2 separate regions of the Homo sapiens genome follow, and region 1 is linked to region 2. Evidence: chromatin loops called from intact Hi-C (ENCODE). Cell type or tissue: endothelial cell of umbilical vein. All regions are shown on one strand. Each heading gives the region's core, and the rest is flanking DNA. Links, peaks and the distances in the headings are about the cores only.

Region 1 (15,423 bases), core at 2,817-10,816, 49 kb before region 2:
CCTTCTCTCTTTCTTCTCCTTCTCCTCCTCCTCCTTCTCCTTCTCCTTCGTCTTCTCCTTCTCCTTCTTTTTCTTCTTTGTCTTCTTCTTCGTCTTCTTCTTCCTCCTCTCTCTCTCTCTCTCTCTCTCATGTGTGTGTCCCAATCAAGCAGCACTGCTGGCAGGGACCCAATGACTCTTGCTTCTGCTATTCCCACTGTGGTTAATCTCTAGGTAACCTTGCCATCCCCTCTAGCTTCTCGCTTCTTGTATCATCGTGTAACTAATTCCGTGCATTAAATCTCCTCTGTTTTAAATAGTGTCTGTATTCTTGGTTTAGCCTGGACTGGTACAGAGGAGGTAATGGATTAGTGAGAAATATTGGAATAAGGACATATTTTGAAGGTGGAAAAGACAGAATTGATGAGGCATTGGATATGTGGTATGAGGAAAGTGCTTAAAGCTCAAAACAGCCCATTTCCTTGCAACTTCCCCAATAAAGTGCTTCTCGGTCTTACCAGTCTCAGATTGCACCATCATTTACCTAGTAGCTCAAAACAAAAATCTGCAGCTTATACTTTATTCATTGTATTCTTCATCAAATCCATTTATAAAGCTTGATCCCAACTTTTGGGATATGTGGGAACTTGTCTGGAATTATAAGAATCCAGGTACACCTCATCATAACTTATCAAAAAGCTCAGACTGGAAACAGAGCCAAATTCAGACACTACTGATAGTTTCAAAAACTCCAGTGAACTTCACAAAGACTGTACTTTGAGAAAGAAACCAGATTCTGTATGTAGGCTAGACAGGCTGGCCACTGGACCATTGCCAAGACAACTTCAGGGGGTGTGGGGAAGTACAACAATCCAGGTTTTACTACATCAATTGGGAAACCAGAGCATTTTTAGGTAAGCTGAAACATGGGAGCTCAAACATGCTTGAAGGATCCTAAGAAAGTGGAAAGGGATTACCAGTTACAAGGCCTGAGGCTCAGAAAACATCTGTTTTCTTTTATTTGAGACTACTGAAGACAAAGATAATCTCTGGGAAAAGAAAGGCTTCCCAGTTTATTAGCTGTGTGACCTAGAACAATGTTGTTATCCTTCCAGGCTTTAGTTTGCTACTCTATTAGAAACAGGCAAAGCATTACCTACCTTGCAGGATTGTTGTATTAAATCATGTGATAGGCCTTCGAACATGGTGCATAGCATGCATTCATATTAATTTTTCTGTTCTTCCCTTCCTCTTCTCCCATGTGGATAACATTGTAGAATAGATTAACTATAACTTGCTGTGACTTAGTTTACTCTCAGTTAATAACTATTGATCTGCTACACATGTGGTCCCCAGAGCAAATGTAGGCTGTGGTTTGATTCACAATTAAGATAAAATGTTTTCACTGCAGAAATTCATTGCCGGCTTATTTAAGTTTGTGGAGAAAATGTTTGTGGGTAATAGAGTAGGGTGCAAAAGTTTTGGTAAGAAAGGCAAAACATTGTCATTATTTGTGTTACATGCAAGATTAGCAGTTGCAAATGTAAGGACCATGGCCTCATAAAGGGCTCCTCTTCAATGAACACTATTGTTTGATTCTCTTCACTTCCTTGTTTGTATTAAAAAGTGGCAATGACCTATTGCATACCGTAGGCAGTTTGTATTTAGTTGCTTCGTAATAAGTTTTCTTAATACATTTTGTAAACTTGATTTTAAAATATTCCTTATTTTAAAAATCGTAACTCCCAATTTATGAAGCCATTCTAGACAAAGTCTAATTGAAAAATATAACTCAGGATTATGAGGACAGAGTCAGTTTTGTTTTATTTATTCTATTTTTTGACATTTAAAAAATGTATCATAATAAACAGGCATTAATTTTTCTTCTGAAAAGAAATTAAGTTCCAAAATACCATAGTGCCTGTATTGATTACTTTAAATTCTCTCTGCTCAACAGTTGGCCTGCTCTTTCTCTGCTCTCAACAGTTGATAGCCAAATTGGAATAAAAAATTAAAATTACTGTACTAACTTCCCCACATAAGTGGGTATAATTGTTAATTTTATATGTCAACTTGGCTATCCATGCTATCCACATATTTGGATATTCACATATTTGGACATCTAGACTGGGGGGTCAAACACCAGTCTAGTTGCCACTTTGAATGTATTTTTAAGATGGCATTTAAATCAGTAGATTTTGAGTAAAGCACGTTACCTTTCATAATGTGGGTTGGCCTCATCCAGTCAGTTGAAGGCCTTAAGAGAAAAAGTGGATCCCAAGGAAGAGGGAATTCTGCCTTCAGTCTGCCTTTGGACTCAAGCTGCAACACCAACCCTTCCCTAGGTCTCCAGCCTGCCGGCCTGCCCTGCAGATTTCAGACTTGCCGGCCCCAACAACCACATCTGCCAGTTCCTTAAAATAAATCTCTCTCTCTCTCTCTCTCTCTCTCTCTCTCTCTCTCTCTCTGTATATCTATATTGATATTGGTCTTAATAGGTGTTTGTGACCGGAGCCTGTTGTAGGGTGGGGTGAGGGGGGAGGGATAGCATTAGGAGATATACCTAATGTAAATGACGAGTTAATGGGTGCAGCACACCAACATGGCACATGTATACATATGTAACAAACCTGCACGTTGTGCACATGTACCCTAGAACTTAAAGTATAATAATAAAAAAAAATAGGTGTGTGTGGGGGTGTGGGGCTGTGTATATCTGTATCGATATTGAGACCAATATCAATATAAATATGCACACACACACACACACACAAACACACACACACACACATCCTACTATTGATTTTGTTTCTCCAGAGAACCTGACTAGTAATACAGTGAGGAAACACTTAACTGGGCATTAAAGTAGCCAAAATACTTTGCTAGATAAAACATTTTTAGAGCTTGTAAGAATTCCTGTTGTATTGTTAAGTTTTCATTGATACTCCATATCAAAATGCCATCAGATTTTTTTCCCTATGACTGTTAGAAATGTGACTGATATAAGAATCTCACTTTCCTTTTTTCATTTTTTTAACGGATTAAGCTAGACATAATTCACATAACCATATAGGTCACCCATTTAAAGTATATAATTCCATGATTTTTAGTGTATTCACAGAGCTGTACGGCCATCACCACAATCAATTTTAGAACATTTTTATCACTCCAACAAGAAATCTCATATCCTTTAGCAGTCACTCCCATCCTGCTGCCCTCTGCCCAGCCCTAGGTAACCACTAAGCTATTTTCTGTCTCCCTAGATTTGCCTATTCTGACATTTTATATAAACTGAAGCATACAGTTCAGTAAGCAGTCTTTTATGACTGGCTTCTTTCACTTTACATAATGTTTTCAAGGTTCATCCATGTCATAGCATGTATTGGTATTACATTTCTCTTTCTTGCTAAATAATATTCCATTTATGGAGATACATATTTTATTTATCCACTCCAGTTGATGGATACTTGGATTGTTTATACCTTTTTGGCTATTATCATTTTCCTTTTTCTTGATCTTAGTACTAAAATGTAAAATGACTAAAAGGGAAGAAAAAAAAAAGTACTAGATCCTGGAAAAATTCTCAATTAAGTGAATGATCACTGAATAAATAAGTTATAAGAACACAATATTTATTATAGGCGCAATTTTTATTAACTAATCATTTCCAAAACCATAACTATTAATAAAATGGCTTGCAAAATATGTTCTTATTGCAAGTATTTGTGCCTAAGTGCTTCTGTTTATGAGACAAGAAATTCAAATAGCTGTCTTGGCAGTATCACTCCAGTTGTATAAGCCAAAGGATTAAGAGTACTTTTAAGAAGGAGTAACAATGTGTTCTGCTTGGCTTTGGAAATGATGGTAAATTTATACATAATGTATGGATGATTATATTATACCCATATGAGGCTGTCAATCAAAACAGGATTTCTGTCAGATGATAGTTTCCAATTCACAAAGCTTATTTTTTTACATTAGAATCTTTGCTGGATTCAGATCATATTGAACATCCACATTTCTCTGTCACTTTATTTTTAAAAATCCATTTCTAAAAATGAAATGACTGGATAATTATGACTTTGAGCAACAACTATCCATGCCAGCCTGGTACAGGAAAGCTTAATTCTAATCCTAACATCACTCTTCATATAAAATAAGAGCTGTTGATATTGCAAAATCCCAGGGTGGAGCTTCTTTTAATTTCCCTTAAACTAGCTGGTCTGGCCAGTATTCCTTCACAGGATATAAACAGAACAGTAGCTAAGCTTCCATAGAGCAGAGGTATGCTCTAGGAAGAACAATAAGGTCAACTGGACTTAGTGTGGAATGAAAGGCTTAAAAATTCCATAAAATAAGGAACGAATGTAGGCATTACTTATAGGCATTTTAAAAGTTTTTGCCTTCTCACCAGAAGTACTTACCTACCAAATTTTACATTTAGTTTCCCTACAGGTATGGTTATATAATTTTACTAATATAACTATTAGTAAAATAATGTGAGTAGCAACTTGACTTGCAAGCTACATCAGATTGTTAAGAGAGTAATGTTTATCTTGGATGTTTCTTAATTTCCATTTCCTCTGTTTCCTTTCTCAATGTTCCTTCCTCTAGAAACAGTTTTTTTAAAGTAATTTCCACAAAGATGTCAATGAAAACTTGCTTATTTTCAAAGAAATATAGGCATTTTAAAAGAGGCCCTAATAACACAAAACAGTAAATTATTACTGATGAGATTTCACATATTGTACATAGATCAGAGGTACATTTCAGGGCCTTCCTGAATGTGGGTCAGCAGGGTCTTCACAGTGGAGCAAGCCCCTGCTATACACTCATAGATGTTCAAGTTTTTGTTGTTGTTATTGTTGTTGTTTTGGTTTTGGTTTTTGGTGGTTTTTTTTTTTTTTTTTTTTTTTTTAATACCGAGTCTCACTCTGTCGCCCAGGCTACAATGCAGTGGCATGATCTTGGCTCACTATGACCTCTGCCTCCCAAGTTTAAGCAATTCCCTGAGTAGCTGGGATTACAGGCTTGCACCAACGCACCCAGCTAATTTTTGTATTTTTGGTAGAGACAGGGTTTCTCTATATTGGCCAAGCCGGTCTCGAACTCCTGACCTCAGGTGATCCGCCCACCTCGGCCTCCCAAAGTGCTGGGATTACAGGCGTGAGCTACAGTGCCCAGCTAAAGTCAAGTTTTTCGTATGCAAATATGTTTAGTTGGAAGAAAGTGGAGGGTCATTTTTTTTTTTTTTTGAGAGATGGGGTTCTTGCTATGTTGCTCAGGCTAGTCTCAAACTCCTGGACTCAAGCTATCCTCCTACCTCAGCCTCTGGATTCGCTGGGACTACAGGTATGCACCACCATGCCCAGCTGCAAGGGCTATGCTTAGATCACAATCACAGTATTGGCTAGTAACAGCTGTTTTCCTTCAAATCTGAAACTTGTAGGAAAGATGGAGTGATAGAAAATATATCGATGGTTATGACAATAGACTCAGAGAACATAAAGGTGTCGCATGCGACATACACAACTAGGAATAAGCCAGTGCCGGCCTCCTTTTGCGAGGCTGCTGCTTCTTGGTCTGCCCTCTCATCATCATGCTTGTGATTGCAATTGTCAGCTGGGTCTTCTTGGTTCAAATATAAATAATCTTACCTGAAATTTCTCTAACTTGAAGGTTTATAAAAACGATAATACATTTATTTGAGAATCACTTATCCTAAGCTATGGAAGAAGAATTAAATACAGATTTCCAGTTTGAATATAATGAAGTAAAAATTGGCATTTCCCCCTTTTGCTCTAGGAAATCACCCAAAAGAAGAATGAGAAACAGAAACACAAGCTAGGATGCATATGAAACTTTAAGCCACAAATAGGTAGAAGGGCTGCCAAAAGCAATGAAGAACAAACAGGATGTGGGAGGAAGCAGAAGGAGATGCCTGTAAATGCAAATCCCTGAGACAACTGGCACTACCCCAAGATGTGGAGTACTCCCAAGATGCAGAGCTCTAATCCTCATGTGTCCTAACAGGGGAGGTGGGGTGGTGACAGAAGCATCCATGACCATTTGATTCTGAGAAGTAGAGGTGGTAGGACTGAACAGACTCATGTGATAAAGCCATATTTTAAGAAACAATCTGTTGATGAGGCAGAGGATTGAAAAAAAGAGCCTGGTGTGAGTCGTAGAGCTGCCTATCTTTGTCAGTTGGGGAGAGGTAATAGTTAAATGGACTCTCACACTTTGCTGGGGTCCCTAAGGAGAGCTGCTAGCCTTGGACACGGCTCCAGCATCTCCATCATATGAACCATTTACAAGTAGCTAGTCAAGAAAAGCCCTTTCATCCAAAATGAGAAATCAAGAATAAACCATCCAGAATGAATGCACATATATATTCATTACATATATGCGTGTATATATACACACATTATATATATTTATTATATATGTGTATATATACATTATATATATTCATTTTATATGTGTGTATATGTATACATTATATATATGTATGATGAGAACACACCACGCACACACACACACGGAGAAAAGGAACAGAAAAAAATAAATATAGGTGAACTCTGATCACAGAAGTATTTCCATGGAGCAGATGAAAGTTTCGAGCAAATATTTTGCCATGGATTTAACAGTTAATGAAGAAATCTATGTATAAAATAAGAGCCCATATGTACATACAATGGAGTATTACTCAGCTTTAAAAAGGAAGGAAACTGGCCGGGCGCGGTGGCTCACGCCTGTAATCCCAGCACTTTGGGAGGCTGAGGCGGGCGGATCACGAGGTCAGGAGATCGAGACCATCCTGGCTAACATGGTGAAACCCCGTCTCTACTAAAAATACAAAAAAAATTAGCCGGGCGTGGTAGCGGGCGCCTGTAGTCCCAGCTACTCGGGAGGCTGAGGCAGGAGAATGGCGTGAACCCGGGAGGCGCAGCTTGCAGTGAGCCAAGACAGCGCCACTGCAGCCCAGCCTGGGCGAAAGAGCAAGACTCTGTCTCAAAAAAAAAAAAAAAAAAAAAAAAGGAAGGAAACTGACACATGCTACAATGTGGATGAATCTTGAAGACATTGTGCTGTGTGAAATAAACCAGCCACAAGAAATACAAATACTATATGATCCCACTTATATGAGATACCTGGAGATATGAGATACCTTATATGATATATCAAATTCATAGAGACAAAAAGTAAATTTGTGGTTACCAGGGGCTTTGGGGAAGGAAGAATGAGAATTAGCATTTAATGGGTACAGAGTTTCAACAGGAGGAGACCAAAAAGTTTTGAACATGGATAGCAATGATAGTTGCACAGCAGGGTGAATGTGCATAATGCCACAGAAATGTACACTTTAAAATGGTTAAAATCCTAAGTTTTATGCTATGTAATTTTACCAATGTTTTAAAAAGACAAGAACATACAGCAGATATACAAGACTCAGGAAGTAGCCGGGTGTGGTGGCACATGCCTGTGGTCCTAGCTACTCTGGAGGCTGAGGCAGGAGGATCGCTTCAGCCTAGAAGTTTGAGACTACAGCGAGCTATGATTGTGCCACTGCACTGCAGCCTGGGTGACAGAACAAGACTCTGTCTCTCAAAAAAAAAAAGACTCAGGAAAATGGAGAGACCAGGAAAGTGGCTTAAAAATAGAAATGGAGTCAAAATCAGAAGTAGCACAGTGGAGACTAGATACTGATGAGAATACAGAAAGAAACATAGAAGTTAGCAATAAGAAAAGCAAGCAAAATTAACGAAAGTAAATAGAATTTAAAACAATTAGAGATAGATAAAATGTAAATAAGTAGGGAAGACAGGCAAAGGAAATCCAATATACAGTTATTCAAAATCTCTATGTAATGAATTAGAAAAAGTATTTGAAATACTGTGGAAGAAAATGTTCATTTTGAAAGGGCATCTCAGGTCTCAGGAAAAATTGATGCATAATGGCCAACACTGAGACATATCCTAATACAACTGCTGAACTTTGAAGATAAAAAAATGAATCCTTTGAACAATCAGACAAAAACAATGAGTCATCTATGCAGGGTAAAAACAAAACAAGCTGACATAAGATGTCTCTACAGTAATATTCAATTCTAGAAGACAATAGGGAAATGCCCCAAAATCTTCATGAAAAAAAGTATGATCGCAAAATTTTATATCATCCAAATTATTATTCAAATGATAAAGGCAAAGAAATTTTTAATATCCATGAACTCTGTGGAAACAGTTGGAAAACATTTGCAATTCATATCACAAAGTCCCAACTTTTTTATCTATAAGAATTAAAAAAAAATAAAACTAGAGACAAACCAATAACCCAGAAGATAAATGAGCAAAGAATGTGAATGGTTTACATGAAAGGAAATAAAAAGGACTCTCAAATATATATGAAAAGATGCTCAATTGCATTCATAGTGAGAAATGCAAATTAAAATTAAACTGGCCAGATCCAGTGGCTCAAACCTGTAATCCCAGCACTTTGGGAGGCCCAGGAGGGTGGATCACCTGAGGTCAGGAGTTTGAGACCAGCGTGGACAACATGGTGAAAACCCATCTGTACTAAAAGTACAAAAATTAGCCAGGCGTGGTGGTGGGCACCTGTAATCCCAGCTACTCGGGAGGCTGAGGCAGGAGAATCACTTGAACTTGGAAGGCGGAGGCTGCAGTGAGCCAAGATCATGCCACTGCACTCCAGCCTGGGCAACAGAGTAAGACTCCATCTCAAAAAATAAAAATAAAAATAAAATAAACTGAAATATTACAATTAACCCATCAAATTGGAAAACATAACAAAGCTTGGCAACACTGCATAAATAAGAGTGTGTGAGAGAGGCATTTTGTTTGTTTGTTTGTTTGAGACGGAGTCTGGCTCTCTTACCCAGGCTGGAGTGCAGTGGCGGGATCTCGGCTCACTGCAAGCTCTGCCTCCTGGGTTCACGCCATTCTCCTGCCTCAGCCTCCCGAGTAGCTGGGACTACAGGCGCCCGCCACCACGCCCGGCTAATTTTTTGTATTTTTAGTAGAGACGGGGTTTCACCACGTTAGCCAGGATGATCTCGATCTCCTGATCGCGTGATCCACCTTCCTCGGCCTCCCAAAGTGCTGGGATTACAGGCGTGAGCCACCGCACCCAGCCAAAAGAGGCATTTTCATATATTGCTGTTAGAAACATAAATTGTACAACCTCTATGTAGGATTATTTGGCAACATTTGTCAAAATTACAAACACATATACTCTTTGAATCAGTAATTCTACCTCTAGGAATTTATCCTGCAGATTAGTTACATATGTGCAAAATGACATACGTTCTAGAAAAGTCTTTGAAGCATTCTTTGTAATAGCAAAAGATTGCAAATAAATATCCATCAAGATGAAGTTGATCAAATAAATTATAATGCATCCATTCTATGGAATATCATGCTGCTGAAAAAAGAAGGGTAAATGTTTTACTGATATGTAGTAAGTTCCAAGTATAGTTTAGTGAAAAAAAAAAGCAAGCTTCAAAGTATATAGAATGCTATCATTTGCATGAAAGGCAAAACTGTATGTTTATATTTGCTCATATTGCATTGAAGGATATATAAGATTTTGGTAATATTAGTTGCCTGTGAGGAGGGAAAGTAGGTCGCTGTATTGGAATTGAAGAGAATGTGTTGCTGTATACTCTTGAGCAGTCAGAATTTTGAAATGTTAATTCATTACCTATTCATAAGTAAATAAATAAGCAAGCAATGTGTGATTCTGTTGTTTACATGTAATATATTTTCTGCAGAATCTGTGAATTCCCTTAGCCTGGAGTGGCTAAAGGAAATGCCCTTACCCTAGGCTGCCTCCTCTTTTTTCAACCTATTTCTGGGCTATCTCCCACTCTCTTTGGAGTCCTACCCTATTCATAGTTCCTACCCTATTCATAGTTCCCTGATCGCCTGAGTCAGAATGCTGCTTCTTAGCAGCAACGCTTTTAAGACAAATTTCAAATAATTCTCATGGTTATTCACATGCAAACACCCATAAATTTATGAACAGAAATCTTCATAACCCTCTGACTATATTTGTTTTTTAACTGCATTCATCTTAAGGAGGGTTCCTTTTAGTTGTTTTAGAGTCTGCCAAATTAGGAAAGCTTCCCTTCTCTGGGATAACTCATAGTTTACTTCTTTGGTAACAATTAGACAGAAATTCAGAATTCTAAAAAATAGAAAACAACTCCAGTACAGCCACCTAATTCCCCTCCTTACCAGCAACTAATATTACCTACCAGTCAAAGGTGATTAATATGCTCTTTTATTGTCTATCAAATCCATTGTCCAAACAATAATTATATTTAGCCATGATCTTTTCAGCTGTTTGCTTGAAAGTGGAAAACTTCAATTATCCAAGCAATCCTGGGCTCTAAGTTTATGTAGCTTGTTCATAACTGGAGGTGAACAGTAGATGGAATATAAGAAACCTTCAGGTAATCCCTGCAGGGTATTTCTAGAATATTCCTCTAGCAAAGCTGGGGATATCCTGACCCCCTACAAAGTATATATGTTTGACTTTTTTACATATATATATATATATATACACACACACACACATATACATGTATGTATATACACACACGTATATATATGTAATCTTTCCTGAGGTAGAGATTGTAGCTTCCTAATGAAATTTACTTATAATCTCCTGATGCCCTATTAAGCCTCCACCAATAGCAAAGTCCCGTTAGACCAGTCTATGCTAAAGCCTATTTGATATTAAAACACAAGGAAAGGTCTTCGCCTAAGTAGATTAAGGAGACATAAATCAAGCAAGTCAGATTTCTAAACAAGGGAACTTTAAACATGGAATTTGCAAATGCTATTCATTCGTGCCCCATGCAAACATGCAAATATTGGTTAGTGAACTTCGGCCTACCAGGCTTTGAAACAATGGTTATAACATTAGTATTCCTCTTTCCATGATTGCTGCCAGAGGAATTTCAGACCCCGTTTGGGGATTTTCACAGTTATTCCCTCTTAATACCCTCCAATATCCTTTCTCTCAAATGCCACTTGGAACTTTCTAAGTGGAATGGTTTCTTTGCCTCTGTGTGGCAAGTTTCTGCTCTGTGCATTTCATATCTCTTCTCTGGCACTTTTCCCTTTCATCTTACCTTCTGGCTAAAAGAGTAACTTCTAGCTCAAATTTAATTAATAAATTTAAAATTTTAATTTGAGGAAGGCTATGTTTTATAGTGTAACCTTATTAAACACCATCTATTTCACTGGGCTGTAGCCATCTCAGTTTTTCTGATTAAATTGCTTAAGGTCTGCTTATGTTCTCTGCAATGTGGTCTGTTCTTTGAGTCATATTGTTGTCCACCTTGATTTAGTGCCATTGTCCCTGCATGTCCATGTATTCATTTTGTTTACCGTTTACCAAAAAAAAAGTTACAGCCGGGGGCGGTGGCTTTTGTCTGTAATCCCAGCACTTTAGGAGGCTGAGGTGGATGGATCACCTGAGGTCAGGAGTTCGTGACCAGCCTGACCAACATGGCGAAACCCCACCTCTACTAAAAATACAAAAATTAGCTGGGTGTGGTGGTGCACACCTGTAATCCCAGCTACATGGGAGGCTCAGGCAGGAGAATCACTTGAACCAGGGAGGTGGAGGTTGCAATGAGCCAAGATCGCACCTTTGCACTCCAGCCTGGGCAACAAGAGTGAAACTCCATCTGCAAAAAAACAAAAACAAAAAAGTTACTTATCATTGTCCTTAAAATTTAACTCAGTCGGGATGAGATAAAGTGGGTGATGTTCCTCTCATCCCTGCAGGCACATATGGAAAGCTCATCACTTTTATGACCACTCCAAGGTACTAGAAAGACCTGTGTTATTTTAACCATAAATATGATCTCAGTTCAGAAAGTTGAATACCCATATCCATAAATAATCACAATTCTGAACTTCATTTAATGTCTTTACCTGCTTTTGATACAGGGAATGGGACACACATGCTGTGATTGTTTCTGGTTACTGATATGACAAATTACCACAACTTAGTGGCTTAAAACCACACAAATTTATTATCTCATAATTCTTTAGGTCAGAAATGTGACTGTTTCTTCTCCTTTCTTATATTCTAGAGGGTGTCTTCATTCCTTGGCTCATGGCCCCCTTCCTCCATCTTCAAAGCCAGTAACATCACGTCTCTCTGACCCTTCTGTCACAACATCTCTGACCACAGCCGGGAAAGCCTCTCCACATTTAAGGATTTAGGTGATTTGACTGGACCCACCTTGATAATCCAGGATAATCCCTCTTCTCCAGGTCTGTAACCTAATCATCTACAAAGTCCCTACACCACTCATCCAAGCCCGCATCATCTCTCACCTGTATCTCACCTGGATTATGGCAATAGCCTTCTATCTGGTCTCACTCTTCTACTTTTGCCCACTGTAGTAATTATCCTCACAGCAAAATCAGAAGTTTTGTTCTGAACATTTCAAGTTTTGAGACCTATTAGACAATTAAGAGGATTTCAAGTAGTTGTCTTGTATACAGATGGATCTTCAATTCTGAAGCTCAAAGAAAGCTTTCAACTGGAGATGTAAATTTTGGAGACATTGCCATACAGATGGCACTTAAAACTATGGGGCTGGAAGACATAACCAAAGGAGTAAGTCTACATACAGAAGAAGCTGAGGACCTAGTCCTGGGGCATTTCAACATTTAGAGATTTCAACAAGGAGGTGTTAGCAAAGAATCCTAGTCTATCTGTGAAATGAAGGAAAACGAGAACTGTGCTACAGTCTGAGACTCTTCCTTCCCAGTTATCCTTCCTTCCCCTTCTCCTTTCCCAGGTATCAGGCCTGGATGATAGTCTAAAGGCACTCCCCAGGTACTCCTCCACCCTCCCTTTATCCTCCACAGATATTTCCCCAATAAATTTCTTACCCATCTAATTCCATCTTGGTATCTGCTTTTCAGAGTACCCAAACTAACACAGAGTAGGTTAAATAAAGAGCAGGAGGAAGGCCAGTCATGATCGCTCATGCCTGTAATCCCAGCACTTTGGGAGGCCAAAATAGGAAGATCCCTTAGGCTAGGAGTTCAAGACCAGCCTGGGCAACATAATGAGAACCCATCTCTACAAAAAAAAAAAATTTAATAGGCAGGTGTGGTGCTGTGCTCCTGTAGTCACAGCTACTCCAGAGGCTGAGATGGGAGGATCCCTTGAGCCAGGAGTTCGAGGCTGCAGTGATCCAAGATCACAACACTGCACTCCAGCTAGGTTGGCAGAGTGAGACCCTGTCTCTAGAAAAGAAAAATGTTTTGAATAATAATTTGAAAAATAAAGAGCAGGAGGAAATAAACATTATAAAGAGGAGCAGACAAATTACACCTGGTGGGGGAACAGAAGGTCTAGGTTTGTTGTTGTGAAGTCTTACAGATGTGAGCTATTACAGCATGGTTGTATGTTGACCAGAATTACCCAATAGAGAAAGACAAACTAATGGTGTGGGAGACAGAGAGGGCAGTTCCAGGAACAAAATGCTTGAGTAAACAAAAAGGGAAGGGATCCAGCACACACAGACAGAGATCAGGCAGCTGCCAGTATCTTCTGCTCTATACCTCCTCCATAGTTCATTTCGCACTTCAAAGCCAGAAAGAGGCTTTCCAGGGCAATTCCCTAACACACATTATTTCATTTGATCCTCACAACTATCCCAAGAATTGGCAAGCATTAGCATTCTACGCATAACAAATGAGAAAACTAATGTTCACAGCGCTTAAGTAAATTTCCAGTTTCTATGATTAGGAAAGAGTAGAGCTGAGAGTTAAAACAATTTCCTTTTATTCCAATGGCAGTATTGCTTTTATTACTACACCTTGTTGCTTCCAAGAAAAGGCAAGAGGTTGAGTAAACGGTATAAAGACTGAGTAGACTGGGAATGATTGCACTAGACTTGGGTGTCAGTGTGGGGGAGAATTGGAGCTCATATTTAGGAGTCCTGGGCTATTCAATAAACACTGCCACAGGCAAAAATAGAAAGTCAGGAATTCCATCTGACTGATGTATCATTCTGAAGATGTTAGCTGGCCAATACAAAGTCCAAGCGTATGGCGACAAGGCAGATGATGGGATACTTCAGACCAGAACAAGAAGGTTCAAAGCTGAAAGTAGAATTCCTGAGTCCCTAGAGCAGTGCTGTAGGCATTTGTATAGGGTGCCTGGCATTGGCTGTAGTTTAGAAAGGAATCATTAAGGGTACTGAGCTTACAGGGATACAGGTATACTAAAATTCCATAATAGCTTTAAGGTTCCTGTAATGGGAGACCATAAGAATGCACTCAAAAAAGAATAATGAGAGCACATTGGGGTGGAGGATGGGGTGGGAAGGTTGTGATAGACACAGGTGACTAATTTCTCTTGATATATAATGATGCTTGGGATGGGAAAAGATTCCCCTCTCTATCTAAGGAAACATATTTGATTGGTCTAATGAGGTAGAACGAGTGTCATTTCTATAAGTTCTTTAGTCGGGGAAGAGTGGACAAAAGGAGGCTTAATTATTAATAGGTCCTAAGGATCAGGAAGGAACAGATCATTTATTTTTTCCTGAATTCCTTGATCACAGTACTGAATAATACACCCTTCCTGACTTGTTTAAGCTTTCAACTGCTTAATTTTTGTGTTCTTATTCCAAATGTTTTCTTTTTACAAAAAGATACTTTCTGTTGTTTTCATTATGGGAATACACATAGCAATAGTTCTCACTTCACGTTACGCAGCCTTCCTGTACATAAAAGCTAGCCAACCAATTCTATGAGTTCATCTCTCCCTCTCTACCCTTCTCCCGTTTTCCTCTCCTCTTCTAATAGGAAAAGAATATTCCTGATAAGAAGCTCTAGAATGTGAGTGTTGGCCCCATATTTTTCTTCATAAACTATCTTCCTCATGAAAGGAGGATCAGTCACCAATGATATGTAGTGGAGAGAAAGAGAAGAACTCTGAATATCCACCACAGAAGAGCAAAACCACATTGACAGTTATAGATAGGAAACAACTGAGAGGAAGCTAAACTGTGCAACCTAGAAGTCTATCGCTTTGGCTGACTTTCTATTGGTGCTCCATGTTTCAAAACCCTGCGCAGTATGTATGAAGGGTGATCAAGTGGGGGGAACCAAAGTAAACAGAATACATATGCAAATAAGTAGCATTTAGTCAGATTGTTCACTGATCATTTAAATATTTTCTCTCTCAGACCTGGTCCCTGCTCCCTAAGTGTAATTGAAGCCCCTCCACCCTCTGAACAGGAAGGAATCTTCTACTCATACAGGCAATCTCTACCTTTTGACAATCTATATTTTGCTACTGCATTCATCGTAGGATTCTTCCACTTTAGATTTAGTGCAATTTACACCCATTGTCTCAATTCGTTCAGTACTAAATGAA
Region 2 (15,423 bases), core at 3,386-11,385:
TTCATTCATTTCTTTATAAATAATGCACCATGCATAATTCTAGATGCTGGAGACATAGCCATGACTAAAGCAGACAAGGTCCCTGCTCTCACAGAGCCATAATTCTACCATCTATGACATCTTATTTGTGAGGATGAGATGGTATAGCATGGGATGGAAACCCCAATTTTACAGTGGCTTTAACACTCAAGATTTTACTCTCTGATATAAAATATCAATTTGGCAGGGACTCAGGATCCTTCCAGCTTTGTTCTTTATCAACCCTAGGGTATGACTGTATAGACATGATCCAGTGTGACTGCTGAATAGAGCTGGTCTTTGCATCTGTATTCCTACCAGCAGGAAGGAGAAAATACAACCAAGGGCATAATCCTTATTTTAGGTATACTCTTTGAAAGTGACATCCCATTGACAATAACTTAAACAAATGGCCAAGCCTAGCTGCAAGGGAAGCTGGAAAATGCAATCTTTGTTCCTGGCAGACATGTGTTTAGCTAGAATGCAAGGGTTCTTTTACTGAAAAAGAGGAGAATGGACACTGGAAGAGAACTATCAGAATCTGCTACACAATTATTTTCCCAGCACATCTTGAATTCTTTGAAGGATAAGAGGTCTCTCAACACGTAGAATTAAAAGGAAGAGCCCCTAAGGGGAAAGCAAAAAGATAATTTGAAATGATATCCCTCTGAGGGCTTCACCCCTGGAACAGCCCACTTCCTATTGGGAACATTTCCTTTTGATATGTAGACCTATGAACTAAAGAAACAAAACTCTCTTGCACATTCCCAACATGCAGTAATGGAACAGGTAGAAAATACTGCTATGAACATTGCTTTTTAAAAAGGAAGAAAATTGATACACACAGGATTCACTGGTCCACAGCAATTTTGAAATCTAGCTGGACATATGTTGCCAGTTCCTTGATTAAAGGATCAATTCTACTGCCTGGGAACAATTCACTTTGGCTCTTGGCTCTACCCTCTTGGCCATCTTCATTTTCCATGGAAAATAGCCCATGTTTATGGCTGAGTAATTTTTGCAGCCTGTTTCTGCCCACAGAAATTTGGATTTCATTTTGTATTTTCTATATCTTTCAGTCCAAGTTGATATAATTCTTTTAAAATCTTTGAGTTTTTAATGAATTATATTATAATCCACTCCATTAAACAGAATTCTTACCCAAAGGTCTCCTTCAAGATAAGCCCTTCTCTACCTTGGTCTTCCTATTAGGCTCCCAAGGGACAACATCTTTAAGATTCTTATAAGCCCTTTTTTGATAAAGGTGATCTGTGGGATATGCCCTTAAGATCCTTAGAGGATCTTTTATCTGACTAAATTGTTCTCTGAGGAATCACTTGAGATTTTTCTGAGATCATATCAAAGGATCTTATTGTTCTTACCTAGGTTTCATCTTTGCCTTGAAGCATTTTCCTTAATTGACAATCTTACAGAGCCTAGAAGTGACAGTTTTATTTTCAAATTCAGTTTTGTGTTCATCTTATTTCTTTCTTCTCATCTTTTACCGTAAACAAGAAGAAATAGCCAGAGGGCACCTTCAACATTCTTCCAGTGAATCTCCTTAGCTAGATAATTCAGTTCATTGGGTATAATTTCTGCTTTCTACTTTATTACAGGTCCTTGTGTTGCTAAACATTCTGCCACTAAATAACAAAGATCTTCCTCCAATTTCCAAGAACTTTTTCTTACTTTACTTCAAGCTCTCTCTACAAGCCTTCTTGAGGACCATCAGACTCTTCTACCAGTATCTTCATGGTCCTTCCAACTTCCACCTTCTTCCCCAAAGCCACTATCATATTTTTAGATTTTTATTACAACACCCCGCTTCCAGGTAAAAACCTGTTCCAGTTTCTATGGCTGCAAAATAAATTACCCCAAAACTTAGTGGCTTAAAACAGCCATTTATTAGGCTCATGGATTCTGTGGGTCAGGAACTTTGAGGTAGTGACTTGTCTCTAGGTTAAAAGATTTGTGAGATGGAAGACAAAGGTTGGGGATGGGAATCATCTGAAGTCTCATCCCTCACATGTATGGCACCTGATACAAACCGTTCACTGGGGACCTTGGTCCTTCTGCCTGTGATTTCTTTGCATGGGCTAGTTTTAGCTTCCTCATAGCATGGCGGCTGGGTTCTAAGAGAGAGTACCCTGCAAAAGAGCCTGATGATAGCTAAATTGCTTTCTGTGACTTAAACTTGGAAGTCACAAAGTGTTATTTCTACTTTATTCTATCAGTAAAGACAGTCACAAGGCCCATTCAAGTTTAAAGACTCGTCTTCTTGAGGGAGAAGTGACAATATTCTAGTGGAGTATATGGGACCAGAAATAATGCTGTGGCCACTTTGGAAAACACAGGAGAAGCCTAGGAAGGTACTCCTTTCATTGAGCTCTTGGATAATAAGCTCATCTCAGGCTCTGCTTCTAGAGAACCCAACTGCATTAGTTTCAAGGGCTGCCATAATGAAGTACCACAAGGTGGGTGGTAGAAACAAGAGAAATTTATTGTCTCACAGTTCTCACAGAGAAACTTATTGTCTCACAGAGATCCGAGATCAAGGTGTTAACAGGGTTGGATCATTCTGAGGGATGTCTTCCACACCTTGCCTTTCCTTTCTGGTGGTTTGCTGACAATCTTGGCATTCCTTGGCTTGTAGGAGCATCACTTCACTGTTTGCCTTATCTTCACATAGTGTTCTCACTGTGTGCATCTTGCTGTATCCAAATTTCCCCTTTTTGTAAGGATGCCAGTCATATGGGATTGGGGTCCTCTCTAATAACCTCATCTTAACTAATTACATCTGCAATGACTGTTTCCAGATAAAATTACATTCTGATATAGTGGGGTTAGCACTTTAACATATGAATTTAGGGTAGACACAATTAAACCTATGACACTGACCTAAGGATAGAGGCAGGAGGCGGAGAACTATCCTAGACAGATAGGAGAGGGTCCCCAGAGAACCTCTGACCCACCAAGGTTATTGTGCACAGGGGGCTTGACTAAATATGCCCACGGTGAAAAATTCTGTCCCTTAGCACATGTGCGGTAAGGGAAATAAATCAATGTGGCGGGACTCAGGCTAAGGGCCCCGCAAGTACACTGGAAGGATGGCGTGGAGTCACCAGGAATTCACACCTTACAAAAATGGGGAACTGATATGGTTTGGCTGTGTCCCCACCCAAATCTCATCTTGGGTTCCCACATGTTGTGGGAGGGACCCGGTGGGAGGTGATTGAATCATGGGGGCGGGTCTTTCCTGTGCTGTTCTTGTGATAGTGAATAAGTCTCACAAGATCTGATGATTTTAAAAGGGGGAATTTCCCTGCACAAGTGCTCTTCTTTTGTCTGCTGCCATGTGAGATGTGCCTTTCACCTTCCGCCATGATTGTGAGGCCTCCCCAGCCACATGGACCTATAAGTCCAATAAACCTCTTTCTTTTGTAAATTGCCAAGTCTTGGGTATGTCTTTATCGGCAGTATGAAAATGGACTAATACAGGAACCCAGCCCCATCAGCAGATATATAGAAGCCCTTGTATTCAACTTTGAAGGGGGCCAACTGGCAACCTGCTTTCAGGACCCCTCTTTTTGCTGAGAGCTTTCCTTTTTGCCTAATAAATTACACTCCACTCACTCTTTGATGTCTGTGTGACTAATGTTTCCTGGTTGTGAGACAAGAACCCAGATCTAGCTAAGCCTTAAGGAGTGAAAAATCATGCATCACTAAGACATAAGAGTATCTACTCTATGCCCAGGTGCAGTGCCTCACGCCTGTAATCCCAACACTTTGGGAGGCTGAGGCAGGTGGATCACCTGAAGTCAGGAGTTCAAGACCAGCCTGGCCAACATGGTGAAACCCCATCTCTACTAAAAATACAAAAATTTGCTGGGCATGGTGGCACAAGCTTGTAATCTCACCTTCTCGGGAGTCTAAGACAGGAGAATCACTTTAACCCAGGAGGCGGAGGTTGCAGTGAGTCAAGATCATGCCACTGCACTCCAGCCTGGGTGACAGAGCGAGACTCAGTCTCAAAAAAAAAAAAAAAAAAAAAAACAAAAACAAGAGTATCTACGTTACGCTATTTATTAAAAAGATTATCTGAAATAATACATAGTTCCTGGCACCTAGCAAATGATTAATAAATGTTAGCCATCATCATTTATCTTTGGATCCAGACAGACTAGCACAGTGCTTAGCACATAGCAAATATTGACCATCTTTGGGTTTTGCCTGCCTGGCATTCACTCCATCTTTTTCTGGTAAAAACACCTTGAAACAATCTTTTTGCTAGTCTTGGTGAGGCAATCATTCAAAATGTCCTGCCCTGCCCTCAAGAGGTGAGTATATGTGTGACCCAAGAATGCCATTCAGACTCTGTCTCCTAAAAATTAAATCTCGAGCAGAGTAACGTAGAGATAGAAAATGACAGAGATCATTTATCCCGCTAACAGTGCCACGAAAAGAGACTGACCTTTAGTTCCTACTATCTGGATACTTAGAGCTGTTTTGACTCCTGGCCTTTTCACAGCCTGGTGCTTACTTAGCATTTCTTTTAATTATTTGTGCCAGTCCACATCCTTGAGCACATTTCTTGTTTAGCTTAAGATAGTCAGAGTGAGTTTCTTTTGTTTGCGCAGAAACAGAAATAGACTGAAGTAGAAATTGATTCCTGGACATAACAGTTACAACTGACACTTAGAATGACAATGTGAAGTTGGAAGGGTCATGGTGAGGCAGGAGACAGTGTGGACCTCCGTTTCTCTGGCTGGGAAATGCCTATCTTCAAAAGCATGTTGTATCTGGAAACTCAGGCAATGTGTCTGTCCAGCTGGAGATTTGGGAGAGTCAGTAGAAAAACGTCAGCTCGTTGGATTAGGTTGGATACTTTTTTTTAGCCCAAGATAAGTTACTACAAGTAAGAGACAACTGGGTCATCAGAAAGCAGAGAGAGAGAGAACAGAAACTGCTAAGGGAAGCCCTTTCTAATTGTGGCCTGTGATCAAAGAGGGATAGTAGTCAGATAATCTTAAGCTGAATTCTCTCCCCTGAGTTAAAGTTAGTGGAAGTAATGTCTTAAGATTCTGAAAACTTAAGAGGAGCTAAAAAAAAGTCTCCCGGAAAAGCTCTACTAAGCACCTCCTTCTGGGCCTTCCTTGACGGATGAGGCTTCACTTAGTCCCCAATTTACAGCCCAACCACTGAAATACATGGGATGTTGGAGCTGAGATTGGTTTTATCTCTTTCGACTCAGGCTATTGCTTGTCATTGCCCCCAGGAAATGTTAAAATTGAAGGCTTTGTGGCTGAGAGCTGGAGGGAAGGGCAGAGCTCTAAGGCCTGTTGCTATGAGAGAGGACATCCTACCATTGGATGTGCATGGAGGGCCTACTAGGTTTCTAAGAAAATTGTTATTTCTGGATAAACACTTAACCAACCTAAGGTAATCTCCAGGCCCCTGAACTCTTCTCAATAGAAAATTAGGTTCTAAATTAGTTTAACCCTCACAAGTGATCCTCTCCACTGTCCTTTTCAGAGGTGACCACAGTGGATACTGGACATTGGCTCTTCTCCCAGAGGAGAAAACCAGAATCAACTACTTTTGCTGACCAATATATCCACTCTGTCACTGGAGCAGACAGCACTTTTTATTCCTGAGAAGCAGGATGTGACAAATTCTGTTTGCCAATGACCACTCTAAGCTGTTTCTTCCCCTTCCCTTTTCCATGTGAGTTTTTTTTTTCTTTAATTAAGATAACCTGACCTATTTCTACCATTGTAGATCAGGTTAAATTTATCATTTAACCTCAGTTTGCCAATACACAAGGAGCTATTCTGGGCCAACCTGAGAATAATGCATGTTGCTGAGAGGTGGATGCAGTAACTGGCCTAGCACTTGGGGAAGGAGGGAGTTTTGAGAGGTATGTAAAAGAGTTGCACTATTGCAGGTGATAACAATTATGATGATGCTGCATGTATGAGAAGGAGAGTGTGTGTATGGATATCAAACAGCTTGGGAGATTATAGTGGACAATAATTGTTTTCACCTGCCAGTATCCCAAGTTTCCTTTATAAAAACTTTCTTCCGCGATGCTTGAGCCAGACAGTTCTAGAAGGGCTGAACCTATACCTCTACAGCTTGGTTGGCATGTAACCCAAAATTGTGTGTAAATTTATTCCATCTTCTCGGCTCAGTGAATGATTTAGGAAAGCTTACGTGATCCAAGTCAGATCAATAGAGTCAGCCACAGAGTTCTGAAGGAATGATTGGGAAAGACACATTCTTTCCAAGGGATTGCTTGGCTGGTAGAACGTAAGTTTACAGCTCTCAGGGCCTAACCTGCCACCAGGGAGAGAATGCCTGAAAATGAAGCTCGGGGAAAGGAAAGCAAAGTAAGAACAAGAGTAAGAAAGAGAATGAGAGCCAATAAATATCCTTTTTGCTTAGCCATTTGGAGTAGGTGTAGTCTATTTTGTCTGGAGCTCAGCACCTGTGAACACTCTCCTTTTGGTTAGGAAGTTTCTTTCCTCCCCAAATTAGATATCAGAAATTATGCTTTCTTCACCCCCCTTGTAGCTAGCTGGGCACAAGCATGTGACTCAGGCCCCATCAGACATCCTTGTGAAATTTCTTTGAGATGAGAGCAATGTGAGAAAGTAATGCCACATGGAATCCATTTCTGCCAGTGAGAGTGACACCACTGCCACTTGGCCTTCAGAGGTGGCATTGTTGAGTTCCTATAACAGGGCTGGCAGTAGTGCTTGTGTCAGTAAAGTTCCTGCTGGCGGTGCAAAATGTAGCATTGAATGCTGGGAGGTGAAGGCAGTAGCAGTGTCTTCAGGCTAGTCCTGACAACTGTTTGTGGTGGTATCCTGGAAGTTCATCCTTGAGCCTGGCTCTCTAGCCCTCCTGGCAATTCTGCGACCTACCAAATATCCTTTAATAGTTTTCTTTTTGGCTTAATCAACCAATTAGTTTTTGTCACTTTCAACTAAAACTTCTGGTACTAAGGTAAAAATCAGTAAAAATTTGATAGAGATATAAATCAATGAATGAATGGCAATTCTGTGAGGTATATATTATACTTCCATTGTACAGAGGAAAAATTGGCTGAGTAATATTGGACCTTGCATCCTGTCCAAGGTCACGCAGCTAATAAATCCTAGAGTAAAGATTTGAATTTTGCTCTTTTTTGAATGCCCGAAGTTCACGTTTTTGAAATAATTTTGTGGCAGATAGAGCAGAGGGGCTTGCACAGAATTCATTCTACCCTTCTTGTAGAGTGCCTTCCTATACTGCAGAGGCTAGAAAACTAAAAGTGACATTTTCCAGACTTTCATACAGCTAGGAATATGATTAGGATCCACCAATAAGATGTACTTGTGTGAAAATTTAAGTTAGCACTGAGTCAGGTAGGAAGGAAGGCAGTGCCCAGGCCTTCATTTTGATGGTACGAATCTGTTACAGTATGGTTTGGGGCCAACAGTTGAGTCCACAATTTTCTGATTGCCAAATTGTGGCAAGGCAGTGTGATCTAGGATCTGGTGAGTGGTATAGTGGTTTCCTGATCCCCAGCTTCCAGATTGTTGCAGAGATAGTTCTCTAGACAGGTGAGCTCTCTAGTGTTGTTCTGGAACCCAGTCCACAGCCCACTCCTCCAGCCCCTGTAACTGTGGGCATGGGATTCCCTGTAGCCAATCCTTTCTTGCTAAAACTACTAGAATGGTTTCTATTATCTGCTTCTGAATCTTGTTTAATACGAGCATGGATAGAGGTCAAATACTACATAACAAAGCAGCAGTACACAGAGATTCTTATCGTTTCTAAGCCGCAATTAAAGAGAAAAAAAAGGATGCATTCAAGGTAAATTTATGTATTTCAGTAATAAGCACCATGGACTTTGTGGTCTTGCCACACCCGTAATCCCCAGAAACTGGGTGTATCAGTCAGCGTACCACCGGCAGGAAACAGAAGGCTCATTCACAATGGAAACTCTGGGGAGACTTTAATAAAGACTAGTTTTGGCCGGATGCGGTGACTCATGCCTGTAATCCTAGCGCTTTGTGAGGCCGAGGCGGGCAGATCACTTGAGGTCAGGAGTTTGAGACCAGCCTGGCCAACAAGGCGAAACCCTGTCTCTACTAAAAAATACAAAAAAAGAAAAAAAGAAAAAATTACCCAGGCATTGTGGTGGGCACCTGTAATCCCAGCTACTCAAGAGGCTGAGGCAGGAGAATCACTTGAACCCCAGAGGCGGAGGTTGCGGTGAGCCAGGATTGTGCCACTGCACTCCAGCCTGGGTGATAGAGTGAGACCCTCCTTAAAATATAAATAAATAAATAAATAAATAAATAAAGACTCGTTTTTACTTATCTTTTATTTCTATTTATTTAATTTTTTAGAGACGGGGTCTCGCTATGTGCCTAGGCTGATCTCGGATTCTTCCCACCTTGGCCTCCCAAAGTGGTGGGATTACAGGCATGAGTCACCATGCCCAGCCTAAACGAGTTTTTAAAAATATAGACTGGGCATAGAGAACCACAGGGGTCGTACAGTGCCCCTAGACCTGAAGCAACAAGTGGAGGAATCTATTATGGAAATTTGAAGACAGCTAGGTAGAGAGGGTGCTTTACTGGAGCTGTGACCTTTGGTTGCCGAATGCAGTCATGGCAACCTCACAGGCAAGGTGCAGGGAGGGAGCAACCTTACACTCAACTGTTTTTTCAAACTTCTGCACATTTGCTGAGCTCACCTAGAAGCCACAGGACACAAGCGTGTGCTGTAGTCCTTATAGGACAGTCTGCCAGGGTGGAGAAAGATGGAACGTGGATCTAAAGGGCAAATGGGAGATATCCAGCACACCACGTGAAAAAATTAACAACCTCAGTGCAGTAAGAGATCATGAAGAACGCAGGCTGAAGTATTTTATGCTCCTGAATTTATAATGTTCACAGATTAAATTTATTCTTTTTTTTTTTTTTTTTTTTTTTAGACAGAGTCTCACTCTTCGCCCAGGCTGAAGTGCAGTGGTGTGATCTCAGCTCACTGCAACCTCTGCCTCCCGGGTTCAAGCGATTCTCCTGCCTCAGCCTCCTGAGTAGCTGGGATTACAGGTGCGCACCACCCCCAGCTAATTGTTGTATTTTTAGTAGAGATGGGGTTTCTCCATATTGGCCAGGCTGGTCTCCAATTCCTGACCTCAAGTGATCCACCCACCTTGGCCTCCCAAAGTGCTGGGATTACAGGCATGAGCCACTGCGCCTGGCCTGAGTTTATTCATTCTTTTTAAAGATAGTCAACACAATCTACTCATGTGATTTGAGGTCGTTTTGCTTAGTTTAGCACACAGTGCCGTGGAGTATGAGAAGTGGAAAGCACTCTAGAGATCTCGCTGAACACCCTTATTCCATAGATGAGGAAGTCAAGACTTAGGAACATGACACAAATTCCTCCAAAGTCACTTATCCAAAGTTGCATAATCAGCATGCACACCCAAATCTACTGATGCCCAGTCCAGAGCTTCTTCCACTATTGGCAGCTGAAATCCATGCTGGACGTGCAAGTTGTGCTCATTACAAACTGCCAGACTGTGATACAGCTGTGGTCTGAGCCTGGAGCATCCCTCTGCCTTAGTCTTATTATTCTCTTCATTTTAAACATTTACCTGAGAAGCTGAATTCCAAAGACACTTTTCCTAAAAATAACTCAAAGACATGCAGGAGGAAATTAGCATACTGTATTTTCTTCAGCTATAATTTACAGTGTGTAATCTAAAAATGTGCAACAAAGCAATGCTAGTAGTGCAGAGAAAATTCCCCTGGGATATTTGGTTCCATTTAAAAACACCTCAGTATGGGGGGGATGTGGGAGCAGCAGCCTGTGACACACTTCCATCAGGGCAAAATGTTATTCCAGTGATTCACAGCCAGAGGCCTGACAAACACTTTGAGTCGATATAAAGGTTCTTGCCATCAGGATAAAAATGAGAATTGCAGTGGGTGGTCCCATTCTAGCCTCATGTCTCCTTCTACTTCTGTCCTGGCTTAGGTGGTTGCCCTGGAAACAGTGGGGTAGCAAACAAAACCATTTGGAACAACTTTTAGAAAGCCTTATGTACAGAGGCCTGATGTTTATTTGTTGCTGCCTTTTCCAAAGGCTTTCTTCCCCTGAGAGGGTGTGCTTCTTGGACTACCTTGAAAGCTAGTTCATGTTAAAGTCTTTGGCAAGGTCCAGTTGGAGGGCTGGCCAGAGTTTGGCAGAGAATAGGAGAAAGGGGCTTTGCTTATCATTATTCAGCTTTGGATCCCCACACAGATGGCCCTGATCTCCTCCTCCCCCACCTAAGAATTTTTCTAAAATGACACCCAAGTTTTTCTTGGCAGAAGTTATAATTCCTGGCAAACAGTTCACTGCAGCTCTAATTATGATGACAGCTTTAATGGAGAAGATAATCATATTAAATGGTTCTTATTCACTTCCATGTGATGAATTAGTGATTACCATAAAATGTGTTAAGCAGCTAAAAGTAAGGGGAAGGGATAATGTACTGAGCTACAAGTTGAGGTTTTAGGGATTCCAAAACTGGGTAGGAGATAGGATAAAATGAATTTCATCAGATACCAGGGGTGATCAGGTATCAAGGGAGGGTATTCTCAATAAACTGACTTGGCAGGACTCTTCCTAAAACTACACCAGGCAGGCCAAAGACAGGATGGGGACCAGGGGAGAGGCCTAGTCGAGAAGAGGGTTCAGGGGAACCTGACTAAAGTTTGGTAAAGAAGTCTTTATCATATCCACCACTTGTACAACATACTTTTAAATACTGTGACTCAGATACGGAAAGGTAAGAATGAAAAGGAGGGAAAGAGGAAAGGAAGAAAGGAAGGGAGGGAGGAAGAAAGGAAAGTTTGTAAAATTGCCTTCCGAATTCAGGCTCTTCTGTACGTTGCTACAAAGTTGTCTGGGGTGGAGGGAACACATTTGGTCTTTGAAACAGCCAAAGGACATTAAGGGCCAGTCTTAAAAATAAGGAGGAGATCAAACTGAGTAACACTGTATGACTATAAAGCAATGGGCTGGTGGTTCTTGTGTGGTTTATGAATAGGGTGACCAAACTCAATCCATTTTGCCTGGAACTTTCTCAGTTTTAGGACTGGACATCTCCCTCAGTTCCAGGTAAATCAAGAAGATTTGCCTAAGACTCTCCCAGTTCTATAGCCCCACATTCTGGAAAACAGAAATAATCAGTCACCCTATTCATCAAAAGAGCTCTGAAGGTAGTTCCTAACAAGAAGTTCCAAAATCATTTAGAGCCATAGCACCTGACAAACTAGGCTTCCAATATAAGGGTTGTTCAGAAAACAAAAACAAAACAGCCTCATTCATTTAGTCACATATTATGTGAGAAAATAAATATTCACCCTGACTCCTATTTAATTAGAAGTACCTTTACTTAGATACTTTGATTCAAATACAGGGCCCAAACACCTCTCCACAAATGTTTGGTTGAAGAAAGCTTATTTACCTAATTAGAATATTTATGTGCCATCATGCATGTTTTATTTTTATATTAATATATCTCTTTGTGTTTTATTACAAAAATCTTGCTTTAAAAAAGACATTCAAATTTGTTTTTCATTCATCTGTAAGCTACAATACATGTAGTTACTATGTGTAGTAATCAAAGTGTGTGTGTGTGTGTGTGTGTGTGTGTGTGTGTGTGTGTGGTCTTCCATGAGGAAGCAACCTTCTTTATCCTCATCTTCTCTAAACCCTAATTCATTTGTACTTTCACTCATTTTCCCAAGGAATATGTTATTCCTTTAGAAGTCATTTTTAATGGCTAGAGAAAGATAAAGAAGGCTAAATAGGAAAGCCTTGCTCAGAAAGCCCTGTTGCTCCTGCTGCTGCTTTGAATAACACCTTATGGTTACACTATGTTATCCTTCTAAAATCTACTTTACATGGTTTCTCATATGTGTGAAGACCTTCATCCCTGAGAAGTGAGGGCCTAGGCAGGCTGGGAAGAGATATGGTAGCTGGGAGCCTGGGACATGTCTGAGGCTCATTGGAGCTGAAGAGGTAGAGATTCAGGGGAAGCATTCTACGGAGAAGCTGAATTTAAAACCATTTGGGCAGTACCAAAGAACCATCTTTTCTAAAAGGTTGGGTAGAGACAGAGTATCCATCCAAATATGAGGACAAACTGGGAAAATCCATTGTGAGCAAGCAAGTTTAAAACACAGCACAGAGGGAGAAGGTAAAAAAAATATTTAAGGTAGGTTTCTTAATTTTTTTATAGGATGCCAGCAGCCTTAGCCTGATGTGGGAGGAGGCTCTAATCAGGTCTGGCTCTTCTTCCACATTCCACTCCACTGGGTGGTGTTTTTCACTGGGTGACTACAAAGTCTTAACATGTTTAGGTGGGTTCTTAGTTGAGGTGGGAGCGTTTCATGTGTTTGCTTCTCTAGCAGACATCCTTTCTCAAGGACAGGTACCAGATCTGGCAGTGGCACTTCTGAGAATCCAGAACCTTTTGCAAGACACGTGGGCTCTTCTAACTCAGTTGTCAGGGTAAATTACTTGGCTCTGTGTCTAGGGCAGAGTCTCAGTGAACTGAGCTAGCATGAGCTGGCTGAAACAGACCTCATCTCTGCTTTTACTAAGAAAATAGAAACAACCACAAGACAACTGTAACATTTCCCACCAGCATTCTCATTAAGTTTTGCCTTTCCTTCCTTGATGATGGAAAAACTGTCCTAGACTCTTAGTCCTCCTAGACCTTGTGACTTAAGCCCTGGATTCCCCATCACCTACTCAAAGGCTTTGCTCTTTTCATCAATCACTGTCTCCACCATCTCTACATCTCCACTCTCTGTTTGATCATTCCCATAGCAGATACACATGCTATAATATCTCCTGTCTTTAAAAAACCTGTCTTCTCTAGAATTACACCCTCCTCCAACTACTCCCTCCTGCTTCTCAGGCCTCCTTACATCATCATTTCTAAAGCAAGTTGTCAATACTCAGTGTCTCTCCACTTCCTCATTTCATGGTCTCTTTTCAGTCTTCTCCAATCATGTTTGCTTCCCTATGATTGCACTGAAGCCATTCTTCTCAGGATCACCAGTGAGCTCTACATGTCTTAAATCCTCTGAACAATTTCCCAGCCCTTCTCTTACTTGACCTCTCAGTGGATTTTATTTCACTTGGTGAACCACCTGGAATCTGAGTCAACGCACTGTCTCGGTTTTCCTCCTGTGTCCCTGGATTGGCCTCTTCTGAGTCTGCTGGCTCCTTCCTCTTATTCCTCATTTTTTAATTTCTTTAAACATCTTCTGTTCTTTAAATACACTCGTTCACTTTATAGGAGATCTTATCCAGTCCCATGGCTTTAATTTCTGTCTCTCTGTCAATAACTCCCAGATCTATATTCTCTAGCCCTGACATTTCCCCTGAGCTCCAGACTTAACATATTCTGCCACCTACTTGACATTTCCATTAGATGTCTAATAAGCATTTCAAATTGAACATTTTCAAAATAGAACTTGGTCTTATCTCCCAAACCTGTTTTTCTTACAGTTTTATACACTGCAGCTCCTGGCTTTACCATTCATCCAGCAGCTCAGGATATAGACTTGAGGCTCATTCTTGACCACTCTATTCCTCTTACACTCACATATCATAAAAACCCAATTGTGTGGGCCCCTGCCAGACCTGACTACCTCTATTAGTGATGGCCAGGACGGGCTATCTTCAAAATTCCCAGCAGATGATTTCCAGGATTAGTGCTGTAGTCTTCCCTCGTGTGTCTATGGCTCCCAGGATTGGGTATGAAATGGTAAACCCAAAGTGCTTGAGGAAGGTGACTCTGGTGCAAACTGAGTTCCCGCATCTAATTTAGCCACTCCAACTCTATGACAAGTGATTCTTAATCCCAAGGAAGAGGAGCAATTATACTCTTTCAAAAGCCGGTTTCCTAGAGAAGGAAACCCAGAGGTGGAGACTTCAGGGCTGGGTCTTCCAAGCACTAGATATTGCTCATCTCAGTGGATGGAGACATTCACGTGGACTGGGCTGGGTCAGGTAGGTCAGGGGAAGGCAGGAATACCTTAAGTAAGGCTTGTTAGGAGACTGCATCTGCATCTGAGAACCAAGAAAAGCCTCCATCCCTTTTGAGCATGTCAATTATTACAACAGACTATGAAAAGAAATGTGTAGGGAATTGTCTAATGAATTCCAGGAATTGATAAATATATTTGATAAATCATGTGGGCTCTTCCTCTGGGACTACAAACACTTGAAGCATAATGCAGATGTCTCGACTGGACAGAATAGAGCCCAGTAATTCTTCCATTCTCTTGGACATGTACTTTTCAGGGTTGGCCTGCAGGTGGTGGTGTAGCCCACAGAGGACTTGAGGACCTGTCTGGACAAAGGACTCACAGGATGTTAGATTTAGATTCGTATATTAGGATTTTGTCCAAGTAGCTCATGCCTCCTTGATCCTGCATGAGAAGATGACTAGGGCCTGCACAGCCAAAATGACACCATAATCTGCCAGATCCCCCCTCTCCCATTGATGTCAAAGCTCTTGGACCAGTAAGCTGGGTTATCTACAACCTCTTCCCTGTCCAGGCAGAGGATAAGAGAAAAACTCCCTCCCAGATACACTCAAAATGTACTTCCCACGTGAGGTTGCTAGTGCCTTTGAAGAGAGGGCATCTGTGGGTTAAGTGGCCAATTCATCATGGTGCTGGTGTTGTTGCTCCCAGACTCAGTACATGAAGTTAGCATCCTCCCTTTCCCCACACATTCTCCACCCCTGCCAAAGCCTTGGAAATAGAATTGCTGTCCATCACTGGCTTGGCAGGAAGCCACACATATTTGTAGTGGGGTCACAAATTCATTCACTCTGTACTCAGATGTGCGAGGAAAATATAGCTTCTGTATTTCTCCATAACTCATCTACTCATCCACAGGGAATTGGGAAAAAAGGACCCTAAATTTATCCCCTTCAGTTAAACTTAGTTCAGCTCAATAATTCAGATGCCTTCTTTATGTAAATTATCTTTAGTTTCTTTAGGTAAAATACGGTCTTTACATTTTCTCTCCATCTCTTTGTTGTCCTCCAAGTTAGTGACTCTGTCTCTGTTTAGTGGGGTCTGTAAGAATTTAGATGACCCACGCAGCAGAGATATTATCTGAATCCTCACTAACCAAAGGTGAAGTGGCTAGATTTTCTGTTTACTGGACTGGTGACCACTGAAGGTTGATTTTTCTGGTTTGGCTTTTTGAGGTAAAGTAATTTCCTCTGGAATCTGTGTTTCTGGCCATCTCAAAGTTTCTACTCAGGTACCTCTTTGTTTTAACCAGAGCCCTTTGGCGTACCTCTGTGCTCTCAAAACC

Evidence for each region. Peaks named below come from ENCODE experiments on the same cell type or tissue, not always from the same donor. Only the 100,000 strongest peaks of a DNase experiment are listed, where the experiment ranks them.
Region 1: a loop joins it to region 2, with 4 times the contacts of the local background. A loop is called at or near these places in 1 of 110 quality-filtered maps.

Annotation. Positions count from the first base shown.
Region 1 is chr15:56,759,504-56,774,926 of GRCh38, forward strand. No RefSeq gene overlaps it. Among named protein-coding and RNA genes, the nearest start is that of ZNF280D, 34 kb to the left of the region's middle. In endothelial cell of umbilical vein, for the core only: no CTCF peak of the experiment used is centred there; DNase peaks (open chromatin) are centred at 4,368, 5,928 and 7,968; H3K27ac peaks cover 2,703 bases.
Region 2 is chr15:56,807,491-56,822,913 of GRCh38, forward strand. No RefSeq gene overlaps it. Among named protein-coding and RNA genes, the nearest start is that of LINC03065, 72 kb to the right of the region's middle. RefSeq lists an enhancer at 6,634-6,803. In endothelial cell of umbilical vein, for the core only: no CTCF peak of the experiment used is centred there; DNase peaks (open chromatin) are centred at 7,131, 7,991 and 9,931; H3K27ac peaks cover 1,067 bases; H3K27me3 peaks cover 670 bases.